4 separate regions of the Homo sapiens genome follow, and all the other regions are linked to region 2. The links are chromatin loops, found by intact Hi-C in ENCODE. Cell type or tissue: natural killer cell. All regions are shown on one strand.

What was found. Hi-C counts contacts between places; a loop is a spot of excess contacts. Peaks named below come from ENCODE experiments on the same cell type or tissue, not always from the same donor. Only the 100,000 strongest peaks of a DNase experiment are listed, where the experiment ranks them.
Region 1: a loop joins it to region 2, with 5 times the contacts of the local background. A loop is called at or near these places in 2 of 110 quality-filtered maps.
Region 3: a loop joins it to region 2, with 2.1 times the contacts of the local background. A loop is called at or near these places in 4 of 110 quality-filtered maps.
Region 4: it touches region 2 in a loop (10-fold over the local background); 3 of 110 quality-filtered maps call a loop at or near these places.

What each region holds. Positions count from the first base shown.
Region 1 is chr18:44,506,517-44,509,016 of GRCh38, reverse strand. All of the region lies in intron 2 of LINC01478 (long intergenic non-protein coding RNA 1478), which reads left to right. Among named protein-coding and RNA genes, the nearest start is that of LINC01478, 24 kb to the left of the region's middle. In natural killer cell, no CTCF peak of the experiment used is centred here; a DNase peak (open chromatin) is centred at 996; H3K27ac peaks cover 1,838 bases.
Region 2 is chr18:44,724,748-44,727,247 of GRCh38, reverse strand. The region is part of intron 2 of SETBP1 (SET binding protein 1); the gene reads right to left. Among named protein-coding and RNA genes, the nearest start is that of SETBP1, 45 kb to the right of the region's middle. RefSeq lists enhancers at 1,545-1,734, 1,865-1,914. In natural killer cell, no CTCF peak of the experiment used is centred here; a DNase peak (open chromatin) is centred at 1,467; H3K27ac peaks cover 1,996 bases.
Region 3 is chr18:44,837,993-44,840,492 of GRCh38, reverse strand. The region is part of intron 2 of SETBP1 (SET binding protein 1); the gene reads right to left. Among named protein-coding and RNA genes, the nearest start is that of MIR4319, 130 kb to the left of the region's middle. RefSeq lists an enhancer at 875-1,024. In natural killer cell, no CTCF peak of the experiment used is centred here; a DNase peak (open chromatin) is centred at 1,142; H3K27ac peaks cover 576 bases.
Region 4 is chr18:44,886,088-44,888,587 of GRCh38, reverse strand. All of the region lies in intron 3 of SETBP1 (SET binding protein 1), which reads right to left. Among named protein-coding and RNA genes, the nearest start is that of MIR4319, 83 kb to the left of the region's middle. RefSeq lists an enhancer at 1,324-1,553. In natural killer cell, no CTCF peak of the experiment used is centred here; a DNase peak (open chromatin) is centred at 1,197; H3K27ac peaks cover 297 bases.

The sequences.
Region 1 (2,500 bases), 220 kb after region 2:
TGCTCACTCTGGCCCAAAGAAAATTCTGTTTCTTTGCCATGAGAAATGATGATTTAGGGGCATCATCTCTCTACTGTCCCCTAAATGTGTTTTATCCCATGGTACAGAAGAAAGAGGGGGTATATCATCAGATGGACTTCGCTGTAACTGACTCTCTGATGGTGGGACAATTATCCAAGTGTCAGTACCCTCGTTTGTAAGATGATGACATTGACGCTTAACTCTTAGACCATGGTAAGGATTAAGAATAATACCTGAATTGCTTTGTGGCCACAACATTTATCTACTTCTGTTCTCAGAACTGAGGTTGAGTTGTGAAGCAACAAAATAACAACTTAGCTCAGAGGCTATCTTGAGATATAGTTCTAGGTATTTCAAATGTGGCTAAAATGGGGAGCTGAGGCCAAGAGTGTCATCCCACACAGTTCCTGGAATATCTGTCCGCTCATATCAAATATTTCAAAACTGGGGACTCATTGAGCCCAACCTGTAAACTTTTAAAGTTCCAATGATCATTCTTTGGCCAGTATAGTCACTTGTGTTGTCAATTAATTTTAAGCACCACCTTTCTTCTGGGTTTTGTAGACAACTTTCTTCTACCTCCTATTCTTGGGCAATTCCTTACTCTTCAAGCTTGCATTTTAGCATTGGGTTTCTTTCTCAGATGTTAATGCTTACACTAATGGTTGTTGGTTCTAGAAATCATTATTATTCCTTTGAATTAGCAAATGTTTTCCAAATAGCTTGCTAAAGAGGAACTGGCACTTTCTTTTCCTCTTTCCTTTCTCGTCAAGAATGCTCTGGGTTCACAGCAACCACTGGAGCCTGTCAGCATGCCCATCAGACTGCAAACCAGCCCAGCTGAGGGGAGCACTTGCGGGAAGTTCTCAGGGTCTGCCTGTTTGGTTTGCCTCTTCCTGTTTGCCTTGTAGCTTTAAATAATGCGGTTGCTTCACAACCACTTGTTTTTTGAGTAGGGAACAGGGCATATTTTTCTAGCAGATAAAATGACTTCCCACCATTCACTCTTTGTTATTTCCCCTTTCTGAAGGGCAGTCTGATGAATGCAGGGCAATGTGTAATACATGTTTTCCTGTTTTCTGCTCTTTCTCCATTGGGCTTGTCAGTCAGTCGTGGGCTTGGTTCTGAGGAGGATGTGGCATTCATGAGAAAGAAGTCAAAGAGCGTTTGTGTGATTAACCTTCTCAGAGAGCACATATTCTGACTCCGTGTGAAGATCAGGTTCCAGGGACAGTTAACAATACCCATGATGCTCAATATACAAACCATGAGATGAGAAGTCAGTCATTAATAAAAGGGAGTCATAGAAACTCAGTATTACATCACTATTTCCTGAGATATCATATCAGACAACCTCTGTAGTAACCCACTGGTGAATTGTGATATGATATTGTTGATGAGACACTAATCAAGTGCTTAAATTTACTATGGAGAAAAATAGAGAAAATAATGTGTTTAGGGTCTAGGCCATTTTGGCAAAAGTTCTTTGACCATTCATCATTTCTGATCTTACATCCCACAACGAAAATTTCCCTCTGTATCATTGCCCCCATCTTCTTTGCTGAAGGCTCAGTATCTAGCCAGCTTTCTATCTCAGTTAAGCTTTACCCTTCTATTAGCAAATTTTGGAGCCCCTTTCTGCCTCTAGAGGTTGGTTAATATCTACTAGTTCCAGGGGAGAAGATTGATGTTGCCCACCTGTCTCATTCCAGTGGTATTGAGTGGAAGTAGTTGTCTGAGTAGCAACTAGGAATATAAATTGTTTTTCAGCACTGCATTCATAATGCCAGTTTTTCAAATTAAATTTTTATAAAAAAAATCAATGTAGCTTTAATTTATATTTCCTAAATACATTAAAAATAAGGTATGGGTAGGTAATGGATTCAGGCCATGGGTAGTTCTGGTTTGTGAAATCATTCAGGGTCATACTGAATAAGAAAATTTTGTTTATGTGGTGGGATCTTAGAAGGTCTCCTAATTCAATATGTCAACAGCCTACCTAGTTTGCAATCATAGTTACCACTTAGTTTATTCTAAAACCTCTTTTGATAAGAAAGCCTTTCTCACTGGATATGCAAATATCTTATTATAAATGAACATTTATTTTAGGACACAGGAATAGGACTAGATACAAAGTTGAGTAGTGAGGAAAATGACTAAGGGAAGGGTATTGAGTGTAAAGATGAGGTATATTGGGTGTACAGTTTTTGCTTAATACATATTTTTTTTCCAAAAACTGTCCCCTTGACATATCTTGGCAAGATAAATGCAATGTGGTAATCAAATCAGGTGCTGGGCTCCGAGGCCCCAGATGGAGGGTCATGAGTCAGTCATCATTCCTTGGTCACTCCTGATGGCAACAAGCAATGAAAACCCATCTTCAAACCTCTACAGAGGCACCAGCTGTTCCCTTTACCCCTTCTAGTGTGAAGGAGCCACATCAGCCAAGTATGATAATCTCCTCCTGCTGCTCTGTCAT
Region 2 (2,500 bases):
CTTAAGAGTTTGTTTTATTTGGGTATCAACACACACACACACACACACACACACACACACAGTGATCAAATATTTCAGTCAAATGCATGCAACTCATCCAGAGAGCTCAAACACTGAGTTATCCAAATGTTCCAATGCTAGTTACCCAAACGAACATTATGGAAAAGGACTTCAGAGAGAAGAGTCTGAACAGCAAAACTGAAACATGTTTATAGTGTTAAAAAAAATAAAAAGCTGTCCACCTCTTTTATTTTGCATTTGGATAATGCTTTAAACTTTCCAGGATCCTCTGATAACCACTCCACCCTCACGATGGTAAGATCAATGGCAAATGGATTTATCTCCCCAGTTGATCCCAGAATGAAAAACAGAAACAGAGTGTGTGCACAACTGACACACAATAATCTAGCCAGCCCTTTCATCTTGGGCTCTTCTCCACGTATTATTACAAAAACAAATTATGTAACGAAGCACACAGTTGTGTGGCTTGAGGCATTTATTAAAAATAGGGCCTTTATGAAGTCTTTGTGTACTTTACATATTTAATAAACTTCAAGTTCATGTCACTTAGAATCAAACACGTGATGAAATTTGAAAGTAATATTATTACAGTTTATGACTTCTAATCTGCAAATGGGAGGCGGTCCTATATAGCTTTGTGTTTAAGAATATGAACTTTGAAATCAGACTAACTGGACTTCAAACACTACCTCTTTTATATACTCTCTAGATGTCATTTGGCAAGTTATTCAACCTCCCCATGCCAGTTAACTCATCAGCAAAATGAGAACAGTAAGATTTACCTCTTAAGAGTTTTGGGGAGGATTACATATACATTTGCAGGTAGTAGGCTTAGATTGGTGCCTCCCATACAGAACTCAAGAGATAAGTATTATTATTTGATTATTCATAATCTCTTTCAATGATTGCCAGCTTTAGTTACTACAACAAAACAAAGTCCCTACCTTCCTTGAAAAGAATGTATTATGTATCTAGAACTGTTGGAATGAAAATCAAGAAGGCTTGAAATGTCACTTACAAGCTATGTGTAACAACTCACATGAGTTAGTTGTTAAAGTTTAAAAATTATGTAAGGGTTTCATGAAGCTTTAGGAATGGTCCCTGAATTGGTGGAAAGGAAATTCCCTTCTGAACTTAAAAGTCAAAAAACTTCAGAGGGAAGGAATCTTTTAGAGATCTACTCAAGGTCATATGAAAGTTCTTGGTTCTAATTCCATCCAGGCCACCAGAGAGCCAGGAGATGCCCATCCCCTTTGAAGCTTCTCATGCCTCCCTCCCCACCCCTGGCCACTATTACCACCCTACACCCTTTTCTAACCATAGATTTCTAAGTAAAAAAGGAAATTGTCTAAAACTGAAACTGCCTTAGTCTATTATTGGCTTTGGTGGCTGTGGGAAGAAAACGGAGTTGGAGGGGGGAGGTATGTTGATGAAAATAATCTGAGTCATCACTTCCTGGAAGAGGTGACAGCACACCCAGAGCCGCTGGGAAGTCAGGGGGCCGAGGGGGAGGAGGTCCCAGCTCTGCCACAACCTCACATAGCACCGGGAGGATGTCCCTTAACTTCTGTGGGTTCCTATTGGCAAAATGACCCTAAAGGCCTTCCCAGCTATATGCCCCTATAATTCAGGAAAGGTCCTGGTGAATAAACCATCAGTGCTATTCACTGTCAGCCTAGAAAACAAAATGAACCTGTGCTCCTAAAATATGAAAGCCGAATCTTTCAAGCAAGGGCAGGCTGGTTATGGTTGAGTCAAGACATAACTGCTTTGTTTCCTAACTACTTCCCCAAACCCAGACTCTGCCCCTCCACACACACCCCCCAACCCAGTTTTGCTACACAATTCCTTGGACAGTACAGGTAACTCATTAAGAACAGAGGCCCTGGGATAGCCAGACTTAGTGCAGGAATCACTTTATAGTCTCTCTTAGATGTGAAATTATATGAAATTATTCCCCAAACTGTGAGCAGATACAGATGATTACCAGATTTAGATGTTGAAAAGAAAAGAACAATAACAGCATCAAGATGGGAGTCTCACGTGTTGCAATCACCTGCTTATGTGTCTCCCTAGCCTTGGGAGAGAAAACTGGCCCCTTTTACATTTATCTGATGGTAACTCTATGGGCAGCTACTAAACCCTCCTTTGAAAGTAAACCCCCATTGCCAGTGACCATGTGCTAAATGAGTGAGTGAAGAAATGAATGCTGTGCATCCCAAATTAGGAAGCAAGGAAGGAGGGCACATTCATACAGCTCCTTGAACTCTGCACACACTTTGGCTTCTTGCAGTAATTTAATAATATTCTTGCTCATTCATATTCTTTCTTTCCACTTCCAGCCCCACCCCCACTCATTATGTAGTCTGACTGAATACCACTCAAAATATTTTCTCAATTAGAGGAGAAAACAGGAATTTGCCACTTGTCTGCCTCTATTCTGCTGCCTGTCAGCCTTCAGCAAATATTTCAATCCTGG
Region 3 (2,500 bases), 110 kb before region 2:
CCTGAGGTGAGCTGGCAATTGATCAATTCCCTTATCCCACTGCATGAAGAGAGTTAAAAGTGGGCCATGCTTGGCTTAGCAGAGTCCTTTTGCAAAAGAGGTGTGCTATGCCACTAAGCATGAGCCCCTTGCAGAGGTAGCGCCATGTCACTGCTGGGATCTAGCAAGGGTAGTCATGCTGGTGAATTTGAGCCAAAAGGCATGCTGGCTCATTGGCTGCGAGAAACTAAACAAGTCAGTTCATGTCTCCAACTCAGGGTCCACATCTGTTAAAGATGGAAATTATATATTTGCCATGTTGACCTTGCCAAATGGAGGAATGAGACAATAAACGTTGTAAGCCTCATAAAGAGAAGTGTACACATGGCAGGGTGCAGGGTGCTCTGTCCCTAAATCATGAACAGCCATGGAGAGAATTCGACCATGCACAGGCCTCTTCTGGGGAAACAATAAACACTAAATGCATAAGTCAAATAAAATAAAAAGCAATGTGGATCAAGAAGACAACTTGTTCTCAGAATGACCTCCTTCTTACGTTTTCCTGCTCCTGCTGCTATCAAAAATTACATATCAATATGATTGTTCTCCACCTGCTCTTCCTAAGGAGGTGCAATCACATCCCTCTGTACTATTACTGGGCATTCAGCAAATATCAAGTCTGAGTCCTCCTTTATCTGTCCATCTATTCATTCCACAAATGTTTATCCTGTGCTTACTGTACACAGGTACCCTTAAAACCCATACAGGGAAGGAGAATGCTTATCCCATCTATCTTTCATCTCAGACCTCCACTTATCTGGATGCCCCTCTTTGGTCCTCTACCTGTTGTTATGCTGTTAGAGCCTAAGTAGTCTGGACACTTTGTAATACTGCACATTTACCTCAACCTTGGTGTTATTTCCAGTGCTGGCAGCTCATTCTGCACAGTATACAACTGGACTGCCAAGAGAATGGAAGATTCATAGCAGAGGGCACGTCCCATGGTTCTCCATCACATCTGTAACAATAGCTGAGAGTCCGGAGATGCTCAAAGAGCCAGTGCGGGCTAAGGGCAGCCTCGCAGCAGCAGCAGCAGCAGCAGCAGCAACACCCAGGTTTGCCTAGCATGCTGACTCATTCTTCTTCCTTCCCCATTCACACACCAGTCTGCCCATCCCCCGGGGTGACGGAAGTGGAGAAACAGATTAGACTTTCTATTTTGGCAGAATGTCTGCTACTTCCCTGGTGGCTCTTCACCCTGATCCCACCAAGGAGCACAATTTCTGGGGTTCATCTACACTCGTAAACTGTTTAAGACACTGCCAGCTGAGCATTTCAGGCCCTCCAGAAGCAGTGCTTCCCAGGTCTCTCATCTGTCTATCCTGTAATAGTTAATTCTTTAGAAAGAAGCAATGAGAAGGCTGGGTTTTTTTTTTTTTTAAGATATTAAGAGAATCATTCATTGCTGAGAAGTCACATCAGGGTCTCATCCTTCAAACCGACAGTTGAGTGTGTATCAGCCTGAGAGAGAGCCTGATTATTAGTTTTAAAGAGCTTATTTCATTCTCTTAAAAATGGGATCAGTTCATCTTTGTCACATCTGTCTCTGCATGGCTCCTGCATGCCACAACAACTGTCAGCTCCAGGCATTACGTTATTAAGGTGTAGTGTGGGGTGGGGCTGAGGGGGTCATTCTGGGTGTTCCTGTTTTCCGAAAAAGTGAGCAATGAGATTCAGAACGTAAGTAATTAAAAGGGTTGATTTGCTCACGTGCATTCAAGAAAGAGCTGAGAAGACAGTTTCTATCCAGCCCACCCCATACCCCATTGGTTGGAGAAGGGATGAACTGGGGCTGAAGCACTTTTCTCTTAGCGGCAATAAGCAGGGCCTTGGAGTAAACTGTCCTAGTAAGGAATGATGTAAATGGTACACCTGTCATAAGCATTTGTCACCTTCACACCCCAAGGGCTACCTAGCTTTGGCCAGGTGACAGATGTACAACTGCAGCAAGGGACCCAGATGTTCCCAGTATCTGGATAAAGAGCATCTTCATGGTGTCCCAGCTCCTTCCCATTCTGTCATGAATTACAGTAAGGGCTAAGCTAAAGTATCAGATCAAAAAAGGGTAGAATCTTCCACTGTTCTGGCATATATTGAAGGCTGTCATTCACATCCATAAGAAGACACTGCGCAGGGTGTGAAGCGAATACAGCTCAATACTAAACATCAATACAAAAGGAGTAGATAAGCAGTAAGAGACTCCTACTCTGAAATACAGGATGGATAACATGGAGTAGATAATAAAATGCTAAACTGAATATAGCTGGGTGTTAAATGTGGCTCACAAAATGTTTTAGAAGTGACTGAGGAAGCAAAAGGACAGAGCCAGGCATGGGCTGCTCCAGGCTGAAGGACTTAGAAGAATCCTTAAGCCTGGGATCATCTTCATTACAGAAAGGAGGAGGGAGACTCCACCAAGCATGGGTCAGCAAGAGAAAACAAGCCACAGTGGGAACGAGCC
Region 4 (2,500 bases), 160 kb before region 2:
AAATGAACAGGCTGATTGTGACAGTTTTAATAAAAGCACAAAGCTTTCTTATCTGCTACATTTGCTTTGCACCAAATGGGAAGTGCATCCTTTTGGTACCAATTCAATTCATAAGGCTTGAGGGAAGATAAATCTTTAACTAAAGAAATGAGTGAACAGCATCAGCTTTGAAATACTACTTCTTGGGATCCTGAAAAAAGGCTCCTCCAAGCACTGACCTGAGCAAAACCCCTGGCTGTGTGTGCTCTAAAAGTGGTCTGTAAGTGACATTTTACTAGATGCTAAGAAGGGACCTTCAGGCAGGAGGAACTAACTAACTCACAAGGGATAAATTCCTTGGTTTGAGTTTTATTAGCTCTATTTCTCACCAATTGAGGTGCATGGCTTTAGGCTCAACTTATCCAAGTTGACTCACTGGGAACCTGGTGTAGAAATTGATCACCCCTCCTGGCAGAGACCAGGACCAGCACCCTGAAATACTCCATCCAGGCAGGAACTTGGAATGCCTGTCATCTGGGATGGAGATTGACTGCTCTTCTAATGTTTCAGTTCCTTATTTGATCCCAGAAAATGATTTTCTTGGTTGTCCAGATATTTTTTAGCTTGGCTCTACTGTCTTGCTCCCCAGTGTTCTCTCTGCCTCCCACTGAGCCCTCGTATTTTGGAATCTGGGTTCCAGGTATTTACAATTGGATAACCTGCTGTTGCTCCTTGACATGATCTTTGTTTGACCACCTCTGCCTAGGCTTTTGACTCCTTCTGGCCTTCCCCTGCTCTAATAAGCCCTGGGCATCCGGGACACAATTGGCCACTTGCTCACTACTTTCTGCCTGCCTTTTTCTGTTGTCTGTGGCCTGAGGATTTTACCCACTCTGAGTGGGTATCACTGATGATCCTAGCTTGTCCTTGCTCCTGTATTCTTACTCGGAAGATATTCTGTGGCCCTTGGCCTGAGCCTGTGCACACTACAGTCTGTTTTCCTGCCACTAAGGACTTAGTTGAGAACAGAGAAAAGCCCTCTGTTTTGTCATCTCATTATCAGAGCTGCCTTCTCTGCTCTAAGGGTAGGAGTCTCTAGTCCTATCAAGAGGGAAATTCCCAGGTAATCTTGTTCATGCTCAGAATAGCCAGAGATAGCTGTAAATACCTGGTTGGCTGGAACAATGTGCCAACCAGGCAACTGGGGACTTCCCCAGTGAGAACAGCAGCCCAGTAGATAAAGGAGTTGTAATTTCTGGGTGTGAATGACTCATGGCCTCCAAATGCATAGTGCTCAGCTCCCTTCAGTCATCAAACATGTCCCAAAGGCCCACTAGGAGCCAGATGCTGCATGAGCAATGAGAGAAAAAGGAAACCTCCTTTTATTGGGCACCTACGTTGTATCATGCACTTTACATTGATCATCTCTAATCCTTCCAGTAACACTCAAAGGGAGTTCATGTCCCCACTTGACAAATGAGAAAATGGAAGTTAAGTAATTTTCTGAAGGTCATACATCTACTAAGAGGAACCACACGATTTTAGAACCAATTCTATCTGACCCCAAAGTCAAAGTTCTTCTTAGATACCACACAGTGACACTACTCACTAATTTACCAATTCCTTCACTCATTCATTCAGCCAACAAGTGTTCCTGAGACACTGCTGCAAGCAAGGTCTCTGACAAGCTGAGTGTGAGAAGACCTTTTGCTAGGAATTCGTCACTTTGGAGGAACTCAGTGGGAAACTCTTTGGGACTTTACAATGCTGTTATCTTTGTGTGGTATCAAATGAAACAGTTGGCTTCCTTTTAACTAATAATAATAATAATAATAATAATAATAATAATAATAAAATGTACAGTCCACCAATCTTTCAAAAGGAGAAGTGATTGCCAAACTAATGAAAATCCCAAAGGTGAGTTTTTTCATTATTTCTGATAGGTGCTCATGTTTAAGAGGAATTGGATGTATCTAAAAGGTGACAGGGCCCTTCCTACAGAAATCACCTGTGCTGACCTAAGGGCTAGAAATTTTAAACATTGCTTTTTTACTTTAAATGAAAACCACCTTGACATATAAATATAAAAGTACACTATCCAACTAGGAAAAATATATCTAATCAAAAAAATAAGAAGACGAGAAAGAGGAAGGCTTTGATCCAAGTAAGTTGAGGAACATCTTGGACAAAGTGAAGATTTAAGTAGTTCATCAAGACGGCTCACTGTCCCAAGTAGTAAGCTCTGGAAGTGCTACACCTATATTGAAAATCCTTCATTTGTACTTCTCATAGCCTCTGGAGGTCTCATCTCTACTGGAATGGGATGGACAAGAATAAAATGCTAGAGGCTGGAAGGCTTCTGAGGCATCATTCAAGTATGCACCTCCCATGTGCTACATGAAGAAACTGAGACACACCGTAGCAAAGACACACTGGCCACATAGCTTAGTCCTTTTCTTGATCCCCCTGAATTTTTATTATTAACTTTATAACATACTTTGGGACATGGTCATGTTGTTTT